2 separate regions of the Homo sapiens genome follow, and region 2 is linked to region 1. Evidence: chromatin loops called from intact Hi-C (ENCODE). Cell type or tissue: OCI-LY7. All regions are shown on one strand. Links, peaks and the distances in the headings refer to the core of each region. The heading gives the core; the rest is flanking DNA.

The links. A loop is a pair of places that touch in the nucleus more often than their neighbours do. Peaks named below come from ENCODE experiments on the same cell type or tissue, not always from the same donor. Only the 100,000 strongest peaks of a DNase experiment are listed, where the experiment ranks them.
Region 2: a loop joins it to region 1, with 5 times the contacts of the local background. A loop is called at or near these places in 3 of 110 quality-filtered maps.

The regions. Positions count from the first base shown.
Region 1 is chr6:135,417,099-135,427,283 of GRCh38, reverse strand. AHI1 (Abelson helper integration site 1) reads left to right here. Exons shown (of 29, transcript NM_001134831.2): 20 at 1-117. Among named protein-coding and RNA genes, the nearest start is that of AHI1, 76 kb to the left of the region's middle. RefSeq lists a silencer at 1,147-1,347. In OCI-LY7, for the core only: CTCF peaks have their summits at 3,228 and 3,434 (motif pointing right); a DNase peak (open chromatin) is centred at 3,413; H3K27ac peaks cover 463 bases.
Region 2 is chr6:135,259,651-135,270,257 of GRCh38, reverse strand. No RefSeq gene overlaps it. Among named protein-coding and RNA genes, the nearest start is that of MIR548A2, 26 kb to the right of the region's middle. RefSeq lists a silencer at 6,187-6,389. In OCI-LY7, for the core only: CTCF peaks have their summits at 4,631 and 4,834; DNase peaks (open chromatin) are centred at 2,354, 2,977, 3,377 and 4,817; H3K4me3 peaks cover 1,798 bases; H3K27ac peaks cover 3,909 bases.

The DNA of each region.
Region 1 (10,185 bases), core at 1-8,000:
ACTTGCCATTCAAGTCACCCATTCGAGACATTTCTTATCATCCATTTGAAAATATGGTTGCATTCTGTGCATTTGGGCAAAATGAGCCAATTCTTCTGTATATTTACGATTTCCATGGTAAGTCTACCACTTGATAAGTAAAGAATTTTTAGAGTAACCTTTACATTTAGACTAAACCAGGAATCTGTCTGGAATTCAAATGTTGACAAAAGTACACATAATAATTGTGCCCTTATGTTGGAATCACAGAAAGCTAGCCACAAGTTTCTTTGTAAATCAATTTAAGTAAATAGAATTCACCTAAAAATTATTTGGAATATGTTAACTAAATTTAAAAGGTAAATAAAACTTAGGGAATACAGATCTTTGATGTTTTCAGTTGACTGTTGAGTTAATATTTTATCCTGTGTTGTTACTAAAGCACATAGTTTTAATAAATTGTAGTTTTGAGAGTTTCTTAACATAAAAAGTAGGGGGAAAATCACATCAGTGAAAACATCACCTGGAATTAGAAATCTAATGTCTTTCGTGTCCGCAATTACACTATTCTATCATTCTGAGAAATAATAAGGAAATAAAAAGTGTGGATACATTATTTTTCAGGGACAGTATGGTATTCTAAGAATTCTTTGGATATATGCTGGTTTTCATATATTTCTTTAATTTCTATCCTGAAATTAGGATTCCACTCTTCTATATTATACTATTAGTGCTGTCATTCTCAAAATTGCATTTCTATTTTCTTCATATAGTATTGTACAAAAATGAAAAGTCTTTGTTAGTTTCTTTGATTTGCTTATGGAAAGTTAAGTGTATTAAGTTAATATAGATTGAATTGATTAATGGTTGTGATAAATACTAAGTAATTAGGCAATTAAGTTAGAAATCTGAAGTTCTTGATCACAGTGTGGATTATATTATGCCTTCCAGGGTAAATTATGCTAGAAAATAATGTGTAAAGTCAAAATGTAATCTTATTTTAAAGAATTTTATAGAGAAGAAATCATTTCTGCAATGCATACTCAGATTTATAGAACACTGTTAGTAATGGTAGAATTGCCAAGCAACACAGTACCATTTACTATTACAAGCAGACATTAGCAAAGATAAACACTGCCTGATTATAGGAAAAAATAGATGGATTCCTCAAATCATTCAATGTCCAAATCTGGTGTCTAGTTTCACCATGTATCCTGAAACAGTTCTCTCTTTGTACCCACTCTAAATCTTCACATAAATGAAGAGTTATACCAAAGTACTTTATATTTGGAACTGTTATACAGGAAATAGGCAGCACAGTTATTTCCTCAGACTCTTAAGAGGTTTTACAGTAGTCTTCATTCAATTTCTAATTTGCTTTTTATGCCTTTGAAATTTTCACTACACATACACATTAAAGTTGCACTCTATCTTTTCTTAAAGCAATTTATTTTTTGTCACTGACAGGATTTTATCATCAGAGTAGCCCAGGATAGTTAGGTTTGCCAGTTTGGTTTTTAGGCAGTAAGCAAAGAAGTCCATTCTAGAGGCCTAGTAGGAGAAAGAGCTAAGCATTTTAGGAGTCTAAAAAAATGGGGTTTAGGCTCCATTCTGTTACTCTAGTGACCTTGCACAAGCTTCTTGCCTTCCTGAAGCTCCATTTTCTTATCTATGAAAAGGTACTACAGTACTAATACCTGTCCTACCTAAGAGAGGTATTTGTGAAGATACTATGAGACCATGACTGTGAAAGTACTAGGTAAATTGATAAGCACAATATTGAAACAAAAGATAAAATGGGTTGTTATGCCCATCCAACCAATATATGCTTGACTATATGTAAGAATTTCTGTTTTAATATGCTAATAAGCATCTCTATATGGAAAGCAGTTGAAGAGTTTTTTCTCCTCTCTTTTACTCTGTTGGTCAGTCTTTTATTTATTAAAGTATGTTTCTTTCCAGGTCAATTTATTAGAATATAAATGCATAAAATTAAAAACATAATGTTATTTCCACACTATCTTAATGTGCAAGAGGAAGGATTTCCATGAGCATTTTAGAAATCTAAATATTCAAATAGTAGACACATTAAATTTAAATTATTTGTGCAATATATCACAAACACAATTTTTGATATGCAAACACACCTTTACAAACAAATTAAAACTAAAAAATGTTTCAACACATTTTCCCAACTCGTTGCTATTTTTAAAAAGAGGAAGCTTAGGAAGAAGTTAAGTAATCTTAAGCCATCTAAGATTGAGCAGAGTTCTTGTGAATGGTATAGATCCATAAGAAAAGTATAATATTTATTACCAACCTATTAGAGTTTTGTCTTATGTTTTATTTTTTAATACAGGAATATTTTGCTCATAATTTTTTGGTTGAAAATAAAGTTTACATATGGCTTTACATAAATATTTTAATAGTATAAAATTCAAAAAACACAAAAGACTTAAGGGATTTTTAAGTGGTGTTTAAAAAAAATTATCAGATAATTTTCCAGGAAAATGGAGCAAGCTTATTTTTTTTTATAAGCTAAACAAGTTGTGAATGAGACCACAGTGGTAACTAAATGTATCATCCATCTTTCAGTTCTAGCAAAATCTGTGAAGAGTTAGCAAGCATCTTTCCCTGGTAAACATATGTTCAGGTTGTGGTCTTTTGGGTCTTTCATTCTACTGACTTTTTGCTTTTTTTGGTAAGAAATATGATTTTTACTTTCAGAAGGCAGTTTTATTTGCCTGATGTTGAAAGGGTTAATCATCCAGTAATACAAAATTTAGTCACAGAGTACCACAAATAATGTACTTTTAGGATTCCCATAATAACAGAGTACTAGTCAGAGAAACGGCTTCTACTGAATTAAATTTATGAAGCTAGACTTCAGTTAATGTGTTGTTATTAATCAATATTCACCTCAGTCTCTAGGATATTGTTCTAGATTTAATAATAATTTTAGTAAATACTTACATAGCATTTTGTTTGTTCCTGGTTCTGTTTTAAGCATTTTACCTTACATATATTTAAGTTTCTGCAATAATCTTATGACATAGGGGCTGTTATCCTCGCTTTACAGGAGCCATGGCTTTAAATCAATGCAGTTTGCTCCTGGAGTCCATGCTCTTATTTGCTACACTAAATTTCCTTTTCAGCAAATTTCTTGAAATACTAGTTTCTAAATGTCTAATAATCAAACCTTGTTTTTTCTACAGTACAGTTTTTTCTATGTTTCTCTGTGGAGTATGTGGTTTCCTTGTATTTTCTATACGTTGTAAGAAGCAAAGATGGAAGCTTGTTCATCTTTTTCCTACTAGTACCTACCCTGAATACTGACACATAATAAATATGCATGTAGTGTTTTCAGTGGAGTCAAGTCAGTGGAGTCAAGTCTAATTTGAGAAGTTCTCAGCATTGTCTGATAATTCTAGGTAATGAGGCTGATTTTTCGCTAGGTGGCAATGTCTCCTCTGAACCAGAGTTAATACTGAGTTTATTAACCAGAGTATATTAACCAGAGTTAATAACAGAGTATCAACTCTGGTTCAGAGGACACATAGTCATAGTATCTTAGACAAGACAAATCTTTATTAAGCACCTATTGTGTGTCAAGTTGAGCTGTGTTATGAAACACAGGAATCAGACTCAGATTACCATTCTTTTTTCTAGTCCTTTGTACTTCCTAAGTAGTTGATTACATTTCTAAAAGAAATTTAAACCAAAAAGCAGTTTCTACTACTGACATGATTTTATTAACACAATTCATATTAATTAATGATAGCCTACGTTGTCATTGTTGACAAACTTATTTTTTATATTGTGGCACACTTTACCAGAGTTCAGGGCAACATGTACCTTTAGTTTCCTATAAAATTTGTTATTTAAGTTGCTCACTGCCTAGAAGCGTGTGATATTTAGAATGCCATATGTCTAACATAGTACCTGGCATGTTACTAATATGCAATAAATGAATAAATGTTGGCATTAACAATTACAAATCCTATAGAATAGCATTTTTTCCTTAAATTTTATAAAAATATATGCTGAGAGGCATCATCAGTAAATTTGGGGCTAATAACAGTGGTAGTAGTAGCTAACATTTATCAAGCATTTACTGTGTCTACCAATCTTATGAGCATTTTACATATATTATCTCATACCATCCTTCTAAAACTCTTCATTGTAGGTCCCATTATTATCCTCATTTTGCAGATGATGAAACGGAGGCACAGAGAAAACAATAATTTTCCTAAAGTAACACAGTTGGTGTAAAGCCACCATTTTGTCTAAGCTGACTCCAGAGTCCATGTTCTCAGTGCATTAAGCTATCTGTCTTAGGCACTTATTTAGTCTTTGCATTTCCTGATCATGAAGTAAATTTAAAAAGTAGCTAAATATTCCTATGGTAAAATGTGTTGTTGGTTTTCAATTTCAACATTTAGGAGAACCCCTTAAGAAAGGAAGTTTGCTTATCTAGTATTATTAATAGTTCACTCCCTTAAAAATGTGGGGGGTGGCTGGGTGTGGTGGCTCACACTTGTAATCTCAACACTTTGGGAGGCTGAGGCAGGAGGATCGCTTGAGGCCAGGAGTTTGAGACCAGCCTGAGCAACATAGTGAGACCTCATCTCTACATACATACATGTATACATACATACATACATACATACATACATACATACATAAAAATAAAACTTTGAGGAGTAACATAATTATGATGTAATAAGCCATTATGTTCTCAATATAGTTTAAAATACAAATATTCTTTAGTATATAGCACTAATTTTTTTTTTTTCTTGAGACACAGTCTCTGCTCTGTCACCCAAGCTGGAGTGCAGTAGCACAATCACAGCTCACTGCGGCCTCAACCTCCTGGGTTCAAGCAGTCCTCCCACCTCAGCCTCCCGAGTAGCTGGGACCACAGGATACTCGACTAATTTCGTGTGTGTATTTTTTGTAGAAACAGGGTTTTGCCATGTTTGAGACAATCCTAGGCCTGGTCTCAAGTGATCTGCCCACCTTGGCCTCCCAAAGTGCTGGGATTACAGGCGTGAGCCACCATGCCTGGCCTCATTAAATTTTAATATAACTCCTTTTACAATATTTTTGAAATCAGATAATGTCTAGTAGAAATAAATTTAATATCCACAGTTTTCTGTACAATATAGATACGATGTAGTGGTTTTCTATATTGGAGATAGCTATTTGTATGTATTCATTTGCAATACGATGTACATACGATACATCTACAAATGTAGAAATACATTTGTTTTCTACGTTCTATATGGCATTCATTTGTAATACTTATGAATAGTTCAAAAGCACATTCAGATAACATAATTCTCATACTTATACAAGATTATGTCATTAAAATATACCTAATAGTAGGGCAGAATTTTAAATATTTATTTTTAGCCTGGTAGGAGAAATTAAAAGATAGAAATGCCACATTTTAAGACATGCCAAAACTACCTGTTTCTTGGTTATATGCTGAAGTACCTATTTTAATATTATTCACATAATAGGTACTTTGATATGAAAGTTTATATCATTCAAGAACTCAAGACATATGGAAAACTTAACTTGATAGTTTTGAGCATAAACCAGAGCCCTGACTTCCTCTTTAAGACATTTTTTTTAATGTTTACAGTGGTGTTTTTAATTGCACTAATGCATGAATGATATGATGTAAAATAGACAACAACAAAGACTGGAGTAAGAGAGCGCTGGCATTCTAGACAAAATACTACCACTCTGTATTTGACCCTGATCAAATAATTTACCTTTCTGCACTTGTTTTGTTCTGCTTGTAAAATTAGAATAGCATATATTCTATTTTATATCAATATTTTTATCAAAGGATAAAATGAAACTATAAAATGAGGCATGAAGCATAAATACAGGCATACCTCGTTTTACTGGTGTTTGCTTTATTGTGCTTCATAGATATTGCGTTTTCTACAAATTGAAGGTTTGTGGCAATTCTATGTTAAGCCAGTCTGTGGGCGCCATTTTTCCAACATTGTGTGCTCACTTGGTGTCTCTCTGTCACATTTTCGTAGCTCTCAAAATATTTCAAACCTTTTCATTATTATGTCTGTTATGGTGATCTGCGGTGAGTGCTTTTTGATGTTACATTGTAATTGCTTTGGGGCACCACAAACTGTACCCATATAAGATGGCGAACTTAATTGATAAATGTTTTCAGTGTTCTGACTGCCCCACCCACCAGCCGTTCTCCCATTTCTCTCCCTCTCTTCAGGCCTCCCTATTCTCTGAGACACAGTATTGAAATTAAGCCAGTTAATAACCCTGCAGTGGCCTTTTAAGTATTCAAGTGAAAGGAAGAATTGTACATTTCTCATTATAAATAAAAAGGTAGAAGTGATTGAGGTCAGTGAGGAAGGCATGGGGAAAGCTGAGATAGGGCAAAGGCTAAGACTTTTGTGCCGTATAGTTAGCCAAGTTGTGAATGCGAAGTAAAAGTTCTTCATCAGTGAACACACAAATGACAGGAAAGTAAAACAGCCTTATTGCTGATATGGACAAAGTTTTAGTGATCTGGATAAAAGATGAAACCAGCCACAGTACCCCCTTATGCCAGAGCCTAATCTAGAGCAAGGCCTCTAACTCTCTTAAAGTCTGTGAAGGCTGTGAGAGGTGAGGTAGCTGCAAGAGAAAAGTTTGAAACTAGCAGCGGCTCATTCATGAGGTTTAAGGAAGGTAACCGTCTCCATAACATTAAAGTGCAAGGTGAAGCAACAAGTGATGATCTAGAAGCTGTAGCAAGTTATCCAGAAGATCTAGCTGAGATCATTGATGAAGGTGGCTACAGTAAACCACAGATTTTCAATGGAGATGAAGCAGCTTTCTAATGGAGGAAGATGCCCTCCAGTAGTTTCATAGCTAAAGAGGAGAAGACATGGATCAAGGAGTAATTTTGACTTTCACGTCTTAGTATTTAAGAAATACATTTCGTAAGTCCATAGCTGACATAGATAGTGATTCCTCTGATGAAGCTGGGCAAAGTACCTTGAAAACCTGGAAAGGATTCACCTTTCTAAATGCCAGTAAGAACATTCATGATTCATAAGAGGAAGTCAAAATATGGACACTAACAGAAGTTTGGAAGAAGTGTATTCCAACCCCCATGGATGACTCTGAGGGCTTCAAGACTTCAATGAAGGAAGTGACTGCAGATTTGGTGAAAATAGCAAGAGAACTAGAATTAGAAGTAGAGCCTGAAGATATGAATGAATTACTGCAATCTCATGATTAAACTAGAATGGATGAGTTGTTTTTTATGGATGAGCAAAGAAAGTAGATTCTTGAGAGAATCTACTCCTGGTGAAGACGCTGTGAACATTGTTGAGATGACAACAAAGATTTAGGAAATTCCATATATTTAGTTGGTAGAGCAATGGCAAGGTTTGAGAGGACACAATTTCTGTGGGTAAAATGCTATCAAATAGCATCACATGCTACAGAGAAATCTTTTGTGAAAGTAAGAGCCAATCAGTGCAGCAAATTTCATTGTTGTGTAAATTGCCACAGCCACCCCAGCCTTCAGCAACCACCCCATTTATCAGTCAGCAGACCCTTTATTAACATTAAAGCAAGACCTTCCATCAGCAAAAAGATTATGATTAACTGAAGACATAGATGATTGTTAGCATTTTTTAGCAATAAAATAGTTTTTAAGGTAAATGCATTGATTTTTTAGACATAATGCTACACTTAATAGACTACAATATAGTGTAAACATAACTTTTATAAGCACTAGAAAATTAAAAACATATGACTTTCTTTATTGAGATATATGCTTTATTGCAGTAGTCTGAAACCAAACCCGCCATATCTCTGAGTAATGCCTGTGTTATTAGAGTTCATGAACTAGGCTGCAGTCGGGAAATTGTAGCTATTCTCTGTAGCAGGGTATGTATGACACATTTTCAGTTGGATAACATTCTGTGTGATGATTGATAATGGAATAGGAACCAACAAGAGCAGAATAGCATGTACTGCAGGGAATTTGCAGATAGTTGATTCAATTTTTATATCCAGCTAATGAATTTGCCAGATGCTGGTAGATGCTGTCTCATTTGGTTGACTGTGAGACTTGAATCTGCTACACATCACTCTATAGATTTTGAACAGTTTTATTAGTAATACTTCAAAGTTCTAATTGACTTACAAGGTGTGTCAAGGAAATACAAAATTGCTAACAGGCCCTGAAACACAGGCTACCAGAATTGAAGTGTTAAGTCTATAGAACTTCTTGGATCCATCACCTCAGTATCTCAAGATTAGCTGAAGGAGGAACAAGTCAGGCCAGATAAAATACAAAAAAAAAAAAAAAATTATAAGTACTGAACATTTACTGCAGATGTTAGAGAAGGAGAATGCTATATAACTGCTAAATGCTGGGAAACTAAGTAGAACTACCAACTTATAGGGATGATATTATAACTGGAAATATAATAGTTTATAGCTAAAGAAATTAGGTATCCAGTAAGATGACCATATAAAGTAACAGGGCTATATATAATGAAATGTCTTGAACAAAGGAATTAAACGGTGAACCAAAGGGGAACCTTATTGTTAATATAATGTAAGAGAAAGAATATGTTGTGATTCCAGGTTCACTTCATTATAAAGTCAATAATGTAAGTACATAGATTGTAATAATAGCAAAGTTTGCATTTGCTTCAAATGCAAAGGGCAGTGGATTAAAATATCTTATTTCCTCCGTCCTTCCTCCTGTAAAGATAAAAATCTCTTGAGAAAACCACATTATTTTTTCATAATTGTTTAACTCAAGAACATACACAAAAGCACCAAGCTTATTATATAAATCAAAGGATTTTCCATCATAAAAACATTTTAAGAATTTTTTAATTTTGTAAAATTTTGAATCCCAAATGATAGCCTATTAGAAGTAAATTTAGAAGGATTTTGATGGATATAACATTTCTTTAAGCAAATGTAGTTGCCATCTCTGTGCTCTCATCATCTGTGCATTCCTCTGCTATACCACTTAGCACCTTGCAGTAATTTATTCTCCTTCAGAAGGTCGAAACCTCAAGTGGGGCCAGTGTCTGTATTCCCAGAATCTGCTTAGTGCATGGTACATGACAGCTCTTCAAAAAGTGAGGAAAAGATGGGAGTGAGACTGTTAAAATTATGAGTTTTAAACATACCAGGTTAGAGTAGAGCTAAATTTTAAATATGCAAAGTTAAATTAACACAAAAAGTAATGACAAAATGAAGAAAGAGTTATTTAATTGCAAAATTATACTCCAACTGTGGCCTATGTCAAAGTGTTTTAGAAACCCCTGAAATGTTAAAAGCATAGAGCTTGAAGGAATATCAGAAGTCATGTATTAAATCCTATTAATATTTTACAATGAAATCTATATAGTCTGATACAAGTTGATGTATGTATTTGTGGAGGCTGGAGGAGGGGGAAGAGCAGAAGAACTTCTGAACGGCTTCTGTTTCTAGTATCTGAGAAACTAAGTCTTTATGAATATTTCTGCAGATTTTTTTGTGGCTGCCTTCACAGAACTAAAGGTGTTAAAGATAAAATAGGGTGTTTAATTTGACCCCTTGAATACCAATCAGTTGGCTTCTGTATAGAAAATTTCCTTTAGATGAAAAAAACAAGTGTTCATAATTGTTTGTATTTATTTGTGTTATCCGCTTCCATTTGGGCCATTTTAATCCTTCCGAAAGGCATATTAATACCTGGAAAAATAAAGAGATAAATAATTAGGCTCTGCTTTTTGTTACTTTTTTTTCCAGTTAAAAATGTCATTTTTAAGAAAGAAAAATAATACATGTTTAGCATATTATAATACTTAGAAAATAGTTTGACAAAAAGAGTAAAATGAAAAATACTGAAATCTTACTAACCTATGTAACTGTTACTTACGTAGGTGTATGTGCTTCTGGGCCATTTCTATGCATGTTCGCTCACTCATATTAAAATGAAATCATGGTTGGTAGGTACACAATCTCAGAGAAAATATAGGGAGTTAAAAAATGTCATTAAATAATTAACCCAGTTTTATTTTCCATTCATAGCAGCAAAACACAATTAAATGTTGAAGGGACAATTTTAAAAAGCAAATAAGACAAAGATCATGAAACATGATATGCATTTGTTTATTTATTTATTCCTGAAACCCACCTACTAATGTTAAA
Region 2 (10,607 bases), core at 1,826-9,825, 160 kb after region 1:
TGTTAGCCACTGCACCGGGGCTGACTTGTTTCTTTTGGCCAAAAAAATTAAGAAAGCTTTATGAAACCTTGTACAAGGTGTCCTGTTTTCCTCTTAATTCTTCCAAAATTCTTTTCTTTAAAGTTCAGTTTTAAACATTGGCAAATCAAGTAAGAAGGAAGCCCATTTCCTTATGGCACAGCTCAATACTCAATAAGAGATACAGGATGAAAACCAAGAATCTTCATTCCCAGCTCTATAGGAAAAAAATTAATACGATTTATGCAAAACTTCAAAGGAAGCCCCTCCCTCCACACACCTCCCATTTGTGTAGGTGTTTCCTTCATCCCCCTACCACCAGTGTGGGTTTTTAGGTGAGCATAATTGTGCTTTTGTCTTGGACTTGGCTCACCCCACTACACTCAACTCCCAGAGCCCCTGGCCTGGAGCCCAGGGTGGGGCTTTGCCCTCAGTACTGTAAACAATCATAATTACCTTTACAAACTTAAAAAAAAAATTTTCAAGGCCAAGAATATAGAGCATACTATAACCCCTTGTGCATGAATCTGTTAGAATGTGCGTGGTGTCTCCCTCATAAAATGGCCAAAGGGAAAAGAAAATCAGCAGCTCTCAGTGTCCCCATGGGCCTCTCTGGGCCTGGGAGTTCTCTGCTTCCAGCTTGTAGTGGTGACAGCAGTACAAGTGAAAGGGATAAATATTGAAGCAGAACTTAAAGAGATCTTCTTACCATTCATGCAGCTTCTGTGAATTGGATGGAAGCAGAGGCTTGGTGTAGATATGCCTACCCTAGACTCCGACGGGGAGGAGGTGCGTCTCCTGACCTCGGCTTGTAGCATGTCTGAGGCTACTCCTTACAGTATCTCTGTCTGGTTGACAGCACCTATTGTTCTGATGAAGTTGACCTGCATCCAAGCGTCTGCCTCATTTTGATTACCACCATGGTGCCAAGGCTATGATTCCCACATAATCCTGGTAGTTTATTTCATGCACAATCACTAACAGGTGTGATCTATGTCTAAGATCAAAACAATTCATGAAAATTCAAAATTTTTAAATTCAATCACTTTTGGCCACACAGTTTTATCAAGATTCATACAAAAGGTTTGATTTATCAATGAGATGGATTGCTTTCCAGGCCACAGAGTTCCTTTGATTATTTTACTGCCAGGTTAACAGGTGTGAGTATGGAGACCTGAACATCTAGACAGATGCCTTCAACCTCGCATGGACTCATTTCAAAGGCCATGTCAAAGCCAAAGACATAGAATGGGGAGCTCCCTGGCTGGGCAAGTGTGATGATTTTACTAAGCCTCTTTAAGGAAGTATCAGAGTTGTGTACATGTCATTTTTTCCATTCAGAAGCCAAAACACTGCTCCATGGCTGTGAGTTATTGAGCTCATGCTCTGTGCTTGTGTTACGGTATGTTTCGGGCATGTTCATCATCAAGAATGGTCATCTGTAGTGTTCCTTGTGCTGAGAGAAGGTGATTTACAATGCAGCTACCAGAATGAGAAGCCATGGGATCCACACTACTAACACTTCATTAACAAGCTCTTGGTTGGGCACTGTGGCTCACACCTGTAATCCCAACACATTGAGAAGCAAGACAGGAGGATCGCTTGAGGTCAAGAGTTGGAAGCCAGCCTGGGCAATATACAGACACCCCCATCCCTACAAAAGTTAAATTACAAATAAAGTAAATTAGCTGGGCATGGTGGTACATGCCTGTAGTCCCAGCTACTCAGGGGGGCTGAGGTGGGAGGGTCACTTGAGCTCGGGAGGTCAGGGCTGCAGTGAGCCCTGATTGCATCACTGCAGTCTAGCCTGGGCAACACAGCAAGACCCTGTCTCTAAAAAAAGTAATACATATATTTTTAAAGCAAGCTCTTTGCCTTGCCTCAGGACCCTGCTGAGGAGCACCTCCGCCCCCACCCCAACAGCTCTGGGGCCTTCCCTTGAAGTGCTAGCTTATAATCACCAGTTACCAACTTCCCTTCTCTCCCTAGGAGGGCTCAGTGTTTAGGAGGTTATTCCTCCCTTGTGCTTAGCTTCTTTCCAAATGTTTAACTCTTGTGATGGTCCTGAGAGCCATTCCTGCAGTACTCACAGTTTTTGCTTCTTCCTTTAATAAAGATTGCCCACATCCCAGTGTAATCTCCCAATTCATTCCTCCATCAACGCTCCCTCAAAACCACCAGAGAGAGAGCATTCTCCCTATAGTCCTGTCTGTCTGGTCTCCACACAAATGCAACCACTTGGGTGGGGGACTCCCCAGTGGCAAATGTCCTTGCACACAACTATGAAAAGTAACCCAGGTGAGATGCAATGGGAATCCTGGGGGAAACACAACCGAACCAGCTCAGGACCAGTGAAGCTGCCCAGTTCTCTGTCTTTGGAGGTTTTTAAACTAGGCCGCACGATGTTGTCTCCTCTCTACTGCTTGCTACCATCTAAAATAATTTGTTTAATGGTAATCCAAAAAAAAAAAAAAAAAGCTGAGGGCATAAAGGGATTGGTTTTCTGGGACAGGTAGCTTAAGACTTAACACCCAGAGAGTTCAACTTGTAACGCATCCCATTCCAGAGGCACATTCGTCACATGCTGTCTCCATCTATCTATTGATTAAAAAAATAAGACATGCCCCAGCCTTGGCTTCAAAGCTGGAGAGACCTAGCAATATTTTTTTAAAACTTTTTCTCTGACATCGTGTCATTCCTTCTTTTGTTGCAGGTGGCATTAGTTCGAAGTACAGTTCCCATGCCTTTGGGCTGAATGCTTAGAACCTACAGAGGGGTATGAACTGTTTTCTAAACCATGAGACTGGTCTCTTTGGCTCATCTAGGCAAAAAAAGGGTTAAGTCCTCTGGGTAAAACATTGTCAATCACTAGTGGCTGCCACCAAGATGAAAAACAAGCTGCACCTGTACACAGGCAATTTAAGAGATTCTGGTCAGCTATTTTTCTCTGGTGCTTTGTTCTGCCAGCTGCCTCTGTGCTTTGGATGCAGGTGGAAGCATGGACTTTGCTATCTATAAAAAAATTTAATGGTGAAGATCAACTTCCGCTTCACCTCCCCAGGGATCAAAGTTTTGGGGCTTTTTTTTTTCTTTTTCCTGAAAGACTGGTAGAGCAACGCCTAGACAATGGGTAAGTTGTTGAGGCTCCCCTTCTCCCCACACAAGTAGCAGGAGATCTTTGACAGATTCTATTTTTTTTTCTTCCCAATTTGAAGGAAATAAAGGAAATGTGGAGATGCATGTCAAGCATTTGCCAAAAGGAGGGCTGGAGAATGACAGCTGGGAGCCTGGGTCACCATCGCAGCCTGCTGCACGTAGGGCAGGTGGCAACGACGTGGATAGGACAGGCTCTCTGCCTGCGAGTGTGAGACACACGCTTACTATACAGCATCCTCTGTGGAAGGGAGGGTGTCATACAAGTTATATACATGACCAGATGACTTTCCATGACACAACGGATGACCATTAAGGTGTGTAGGAAGGAAAGAAGCTTAAAAACCCGATGCTCTGGCTTAACAAGAAGCTCTAAGTAAATGTGCCTCACCAATGACATTATCAAAGTTTTTGAACTCACTCAACAAATGAGTACAAAAAGATGTATCATCTATCATGTACCAGGCACTACATTAGTTATTGGACTAATGGTGACTGTTATGGGCTGAATTACATGTTCTCTGAAATTCATATATTGAAGCCCTAACCCTTAGAACCTCAGAATGTGACCATATCTGGAGATAGGACCTTTAGAAACATGATTAAGGCCTGGGCGCAGTGGCTCAGCACTTAGGGAGGCCAAGGCAAGAGGATCACTTGAGGCCAGGAGTTTAAAACCAGCCTAGGCAACACAGTGAGACCCTGTCTCTGCAAAAAATTTAAAAATTAGCCAGATGTGGTGATGCACACCTGTAGTCCCAGCTACTCAGGAGGTTGGAGTGGGAAGATCACTTGTGCCCAGGAGTTCAAGGTTGCAGTGAGCCATAGTTGCACCACTGCACTCCAGTCTGGGTGACAGAGCGAGACCATGTCTCTAAAATAATAAAAATAATAATAAAATTTTTAAGGCTATTAAGTTAAAATAAGGTTGTTAGCATGGGCCCTAATCCAACTGACTGGTGTCCTTTTAAGAAGAGGAAATTTTACGGACAAGAACACTCAAAGGCTCGTGCACTGAGGAAAGACCATGTAAGGACACAGAAAGAAGGCGGCCACCTACAAGCCAAGGAGAGAGGCCTCAGCACAAACCAAACCTGCCAACACCTTGATCTTGGCCTTCCAGCCCCCAGAACTATGAGAACTGTGAGAAAATAAATTTCTGTTGCTTAGGCCACTTAGTGTGTGATATTTTATATGGTAGCCCTAGCAAACCAATAGAACAGTGAACAAGGCAAGGTCCTTGTTCTTGCTGAACTTAAAATCTATTAAGGAATTCAAAATCTCGTGCCCACTTAAGCAAAGGAGAAAGGGAGGTAACTAGAGACACTTGTAAACACTACTGAGACAGCCAGAGTTAGTAAGAGAAGCAGGCCCGGGACTTCCAGCTAATCTTTGGACGTATTTCATTACGGGGCATGTGGCCATTACCCAGGATATTTGAATCAAGGGTTAAACAGTATTATCACTCTGCTTCAACAAGAGAAAGCAAGAAATCCTGCACTGATCATGTGAGGGGGAGGGAGGAAATCTAGCAGATCTCACCTAAAAGGGCAAATGGAAAAGAACTGTGTGGCTCAATGCACATCACAAATGTGTGGGCTTCAACATGACCACTAGAGGCAAAGGAAATTTGTATATTTTTATAATCGCCACACAGGTGCTTATTTTAGATTGTTTTCTTGAAAGTTGTTAGTTATTTCTTTTTAACCTCACTACCCTATAGACTGACTCCCTCAAGGGAGGCGTAACATAAGATAAAAATATAGAAGTTTCTATTTGGAGCTCAACAGGTTAAAACAGAGCTGAAAATAGCTCCTGGGCATGTCTTTTTTTTTTTTTTTTTTTTGAGACGGATCTCGGCTCACTGCAAGCTCCGCCTCCCGGGTTCACGCCATTCTCCTGCCTCAGCCTCCCAAGTAGCTGGGACTACAGGCGCCCGCCACTACGCCCGGCTAATTTTTTGTATTTTTAGTAGAGACGGGGTTTCACCGTTTTAGCCAGGATGGTCTCGATCTCCTGACCTCGTGATCCGCCTGCCTCGGCCTCCCAAAGTGCTGGGATTACAGGCGTGAGCCACCGTGCCCGGCCCTCCTGGGCATGTCTTAGGGTTGGCTGACTATTTAATCCTCTGATATGTAAGAGAAATTGATGTGTTCTCCTCTGAATAGCCACTGTATCTGTCATGAAGCTTACTGTCCTTGGGATTTTTCAGCATGGTCATTGGGGGAACTGAGCTTTGTGTTCCCAAAGAAAAATACGAAGCTCTTCTACGCCTACCAGATAAACTGTGATGAAGTGTGTAATTCCTGTTGTGTGGCTGGTATGCTCCATGCATGATTCAGATATTGAGATTCTGTCCAGACAGGCGAGGACCCCTGCGCGTGTAGGCATGGAGGTGGGTAGGGTCTCCAGTCAAGGGAGAAGCCACTTATTGGAACAGTTATAAAAGTTCCACCAAACTCTGGAGGGAGGTGTGGAGGCCTCAGGCAGGAACCCGGGATGAGCCCTGAATGGAAAGGCCCTATGCTAGTGGCAGGGTTCAAATCTTTTCCTTGAGTTGCCAGATAAAATACAAGACTCCCAGTCAAATTTAAATTTCAGATAAACAGTACATCATTTTTAAGATACATATGCCTCGTGCCACATTTGGAACTTGCAATATTTGGGACATATTTATATCAAAGAATTCTGTGTTATTTACATGAAATTCAAATTTAACTGAGTGCCCTATACTTTGATTTGTTGAATCCGGTGATCTTTTCTTAATGGCAAATACCCGTTTCAGTGTGGAAGGGAAGTAAGATTTGTTCCCTATTTGTGAAGATGGGCCTAGGGCTGAGTCAGGTTGTCTGAAAAACTGTACTCATCTTTTGGTGTTCTTTCTGCATAGCATGGAGCACCAAAGCCAGAAAATTATAGAAAGATGAGGAATACCAGACAGCAGAAACCTGACCGCTTTTATTCCTCATGCATGCTCTTGGCTTAGTCGTCTTTTCCACTCCCTTCGCAGCTAAAGAAGGCTTCCTAAATTCCCGGGCCATCTCAGCTGTGCTAAGGTGGCAAACCTAAGGAAAGCCTCCCAGACGGGAAGGACTAGCTGGCCTCACTTTGGTGGGAGCATTAAAGTGAATCGTAGTCCCCCAGGGAACAGCAAGTGTTGAAATAAAAAAGACAAAGTCAGAGTCATTTGGCCAGACAGTCCTTCCCACCTGGAAGGCTCTGGGACTTGTCTTATGGAAGGAGGAAAATACTTCTCCCAAGTATGAAGAAATCATCCAAAATGCAAAGGCTCCCTGGTCCCGCAGTAGCCGGTCCCCTCCACCTTCAGCCAAGGGATTCCTTAATTCATCAACCAGTATTTACAGAGGACTTGCCATGTGCCAAATGCTGTGTCGCTGCTGGAAACACAACAACGAAGAGGCATCACCTTCACCCCAAAGAGCTTCTGTCTCCCGGCAGATCCTGATGCTGCTCTTTGTAGACTCAGCCTGGGCCTGGGCCTTGCCACCCAGCTCCCCCTCCATTGCCTCACAGAGACTCATTCAGTGACTGCCCATTACCTATCAGCATGGAGAACGGCTATGGCCTGCATGTTTATGTCCCCTGCAGTTTCACATGTTGAAATCCTAACCCCCAGGGTGATGATATTAGGGAGCAGGGTCTTTAGGAGGTGATTAGGTCATAAGGGTGGAGCTCCCATGAATAGGATGAGTGCCCTTATAAAAGAGGCTCAAGAGAGAACCCTCACTCCTTCCACCACATTTGTATACCATTAGAAGACACCGTCTAGGAACCAGGAAGCAGGCCCCCACCAAACAACAAATCTGCCGGCACCCAGCTTCCAGAATGGGTAGGAAAAAAAGTCTGTATTTCTAAGTTGCCCAGCCTATGGTACTTTAGCCTGAATAGACTAAGAGAGGAAGAAGGTGTTCATCACAGACATTTGTCCTGGGCTCGGGTTCTCCTTTAGTAACTTGTCATATAAAGCTGGGGCTCTTTCCTTTCATTCTAGCTGATTACACACAGGACAGGTCAATGTTCCCCCACACTTAGACCATATGTGATGCTGGAATGGAGGTCCTGGCATATTCAACGTGAGTGGCCGTGTCAGGCAGCACCTACTCCCTGCACCTCCATCACACTGCCCTGTTTCACTGTTCCGGCTGCACACATCGCTATCTGACACTGTTCCCTTTGTTTGTGTTGTGTTTGTTTGTCACATCTCTCTGAATTAGATTGAAAACATCATGAAAGAAGCCATCTCAGCTTTCATTCACCATTGTTTCTCCCAAGCCTGCAATAGTACCTGACACAGGACACACTTAATAAGCATGCATTTAATGAATGAATAAGCAAGCAAATAACCAAATTACTTGTCCCAGGCAACCAACGTGTGAAATACACAGGGTGGATCTCATGCATTGGAACAGAGCTGCATGTGGGAGATCAGGGAATGGCATCTTCCAAAGACGACGAGCACGTGCTCTGTTTTCTCATGGAGATATCTGGTACTGCATCTGTCGTCCTTATCGCGGTCACCCACACAGGAACCTGGGAACCAACTTAGCCTCTTCCTTCTCTCCTACTATATGAAGGGTATTTTTACCCAGTATTGTTACTTCCATCTCCACCGTGGTAGAGCTAGCAGACTGGCCCTTCACCTCTGTCACCTCCTCCAAGTGTATTAGTCAGGGTTCTCCCAGGAAACAGAACCAAAGAGGAGAGATAGAGATAGGGATAGAGACAATAGAGACAGAGACAGAAATAGAAATAGAGATAAAGATTTACTTTCAGGAACTGGCTCATACAATGGTGGGAACCGGCAGTTTGCAGGGCAGACTGGAAATTCCAGCAAGAGCTGATGTTGTCTTGAGCCAGAAGGCAGTCTGGAGGCAGAGTTCCTTCCTCTTAGGAGTGAGGGGAACCTCGGTTTCTCTATGGAAGGTTTCAACTGATTAGATGAGGCCACTCACACTAGGGAGGGTCACCTGCTTTACTCAGAGATTTAAATGTCAGTCACATCTAAAAAATAACAGCCAGCATGGTAGCTCATACCTGTAATACCAACGCTTTGAGAGGTCGAGGCTGGAGCATTGTTTGAGGCCAGGAGTTCAAGACGAGCCTAGGCAACATAGCGAGACCCCGTCTCTACAAAAAATGAAGAAACTAGGTGATTGTGGTGACTCACACCTGTAGTCCTAGCTACTTGGGAGGGTGAGGCAGGAGGATTGCCTGAGCCCAGGAGTTCCAGGCTGCAGTGAGTTATGATAGGGACATGGCACTCAAGCCTGGGTGACAGAGAGAGACTGTTTCCAAAAAAGTTTGTTATTTTTCTTACAAAATAAAATATTTATTTAAAATACCTCACAGCAACATCTGGACTGGTGTTTGACCAAACAGCTGGATTCTACAGCCCTAGCCAAGTTGACAGGGCTCTCGTAGATGGTGCTACCTTCATCCCAGCCTCTTCCATGGTGCCGTCAGTACCACAGAGGATGAAAAGCTAAAAACGGTATTTCTAAGACTCCCTTGTAACTGGGGTTCTTAACAGGGCCAGGTCTAGGATGAGGCAAGCAAGGCACCCCAGGCACAAAATTTAAGGGGCATCAAAAAACTCAGTAATCAAGATAAACACACTTTTTTTTTTTTTGAGATGGCGTCTCACTCTGCTGCCCAGGCTGGAGGGCAGTGGCGTGATCTCAGCTCACTGCAAGCTCCGCCTCCCGGGTTCACGCCATTCTCCTGCCTCAGCCTCCCGAGTAGCTGGGACTACAGGCGCCTGCAACTACGCCCGGCTAATTTTTTGTATTTTTTTTTTTAGTAGAGACGGGGTTTCACCGTGTTAGCCAGGACGGTCTTGATCTCCTGACCTCGTGATCCGCCCGCCTCGGCCTCCCAAACTGCTGGGATTACAGGCGTGAGCCACCGCGCCCAGCCAAGATAAATACTCTTAATGCAGTATTTTGAAAAATTAAAAAGTAGCCGGGTGCAGTGGCTTGCACCTGTAGTCCCAGCAGTCTGGGAGATGGAGGCAGGCAGATTGCTTGAGCTCAGTTCTTGAGTTCGAGACCAGCCTGGGCAACATGGTGAAACCCTGTCTTTATTTAAAAAAAAAAAAAAACAAAATAATTAGCTGTGAATGATGGTGTGTACCTGTAGTCCCAGCTACTTGACAGGCTGAGGTGGGAGAATCACCTGAGGTCCGGAAGTTAAGGCTGCAGTGAGCCATGATTGAGTCACTGCACTCCAGCCTGGATGACAGAGCCAGACCCTGTCAAAATAAATAAATAAATAAATAAATAAATAAATAAATAAATAAATAAAAATAAAAAGTAACGCAGTATTACTGACATTTCCTTTTGCCTCTGACTCCAGTATGGCTTGGCAGGGCAGGGTTCTTAATGGAATTAAGATCCCCCATAAGAAGCACTCGTGTGGAATCTGAAGGGCAGGATGAAGCGGAAGAGATCTTTCTCTGCTGGTTTCTGCTGTCAAGCACAATGGTGCTCCTGTGTCCAGTCACTGCTGCAATGGGGGCTGCAAGGCAGGGGCTGGGCTCTACACATTTTGCTGTTGCACATGGAGCAGCCTAGCATAGCTCTCCAGCTAGTACTTGCAGTGACCGCAGTACCTGCCTCAGCTAGGGTGGGTTCTTTCAGAAATCTATTGTGCTAAAAGTGGTCTCCTGATACCCTACTACTGTTGAGTCAGGGGTGCAATTCCCAGGAGGGCCATTCTGCAATGTTGTTCATTCCTGGAGTTCAGCCCAGAGCCCGTTTCTCTTGCCCTCCTAAAGAAGTGTAAAAACACCTAATTTCCTACATTACATCCCTTTCTGGTTGACATCCCTAGAGAGATCTCTGTTGACCAGTGTCATCACGTCTCTCATGTTCATCCCATCCTTTCAAGCCCCACCATCCTGCTCTTATTCAGATCCCTTTTAATCTCTCCCCTCCTCTCTGTGACATGGCTTCCAGATGACTGTACACTCACCCTCTTTACACCTTTTTTTTTTTTCATTCTCCATACCCAGATAGAATCTCTTCTTCTTCTTCCTTTGTGGCTTCCACTCTATCATGTAGATTCACCCTGTTTCCAAAGATTTAGATAACAATAATGTACCCTGTAGAAAGTCCAGTGTCAAAAATCCAATATGGAAAGTTTACAGAACTTCTTTAAATGCTCAGGGAGCTTACATTCATTTCCCACCATTTATCTCCAGCGAATTCTTCATTTCTTGATTTCCCACATTCTCCATTTTCTCACAAGGCATTTTTGTGTGTAGAAGACCTGACTAAATAGTTTGGGGCAAAGCAACCTCTTTTTTTTAAAAAGTCTTACATCTTCTCTGCCTTCATGCACTCTCACTTGTTTACTGTCCCTCTTCTCTCTCAGAAAGAAAAACATCCCGCAATTTTCTGATTTTCTAGTGTGCT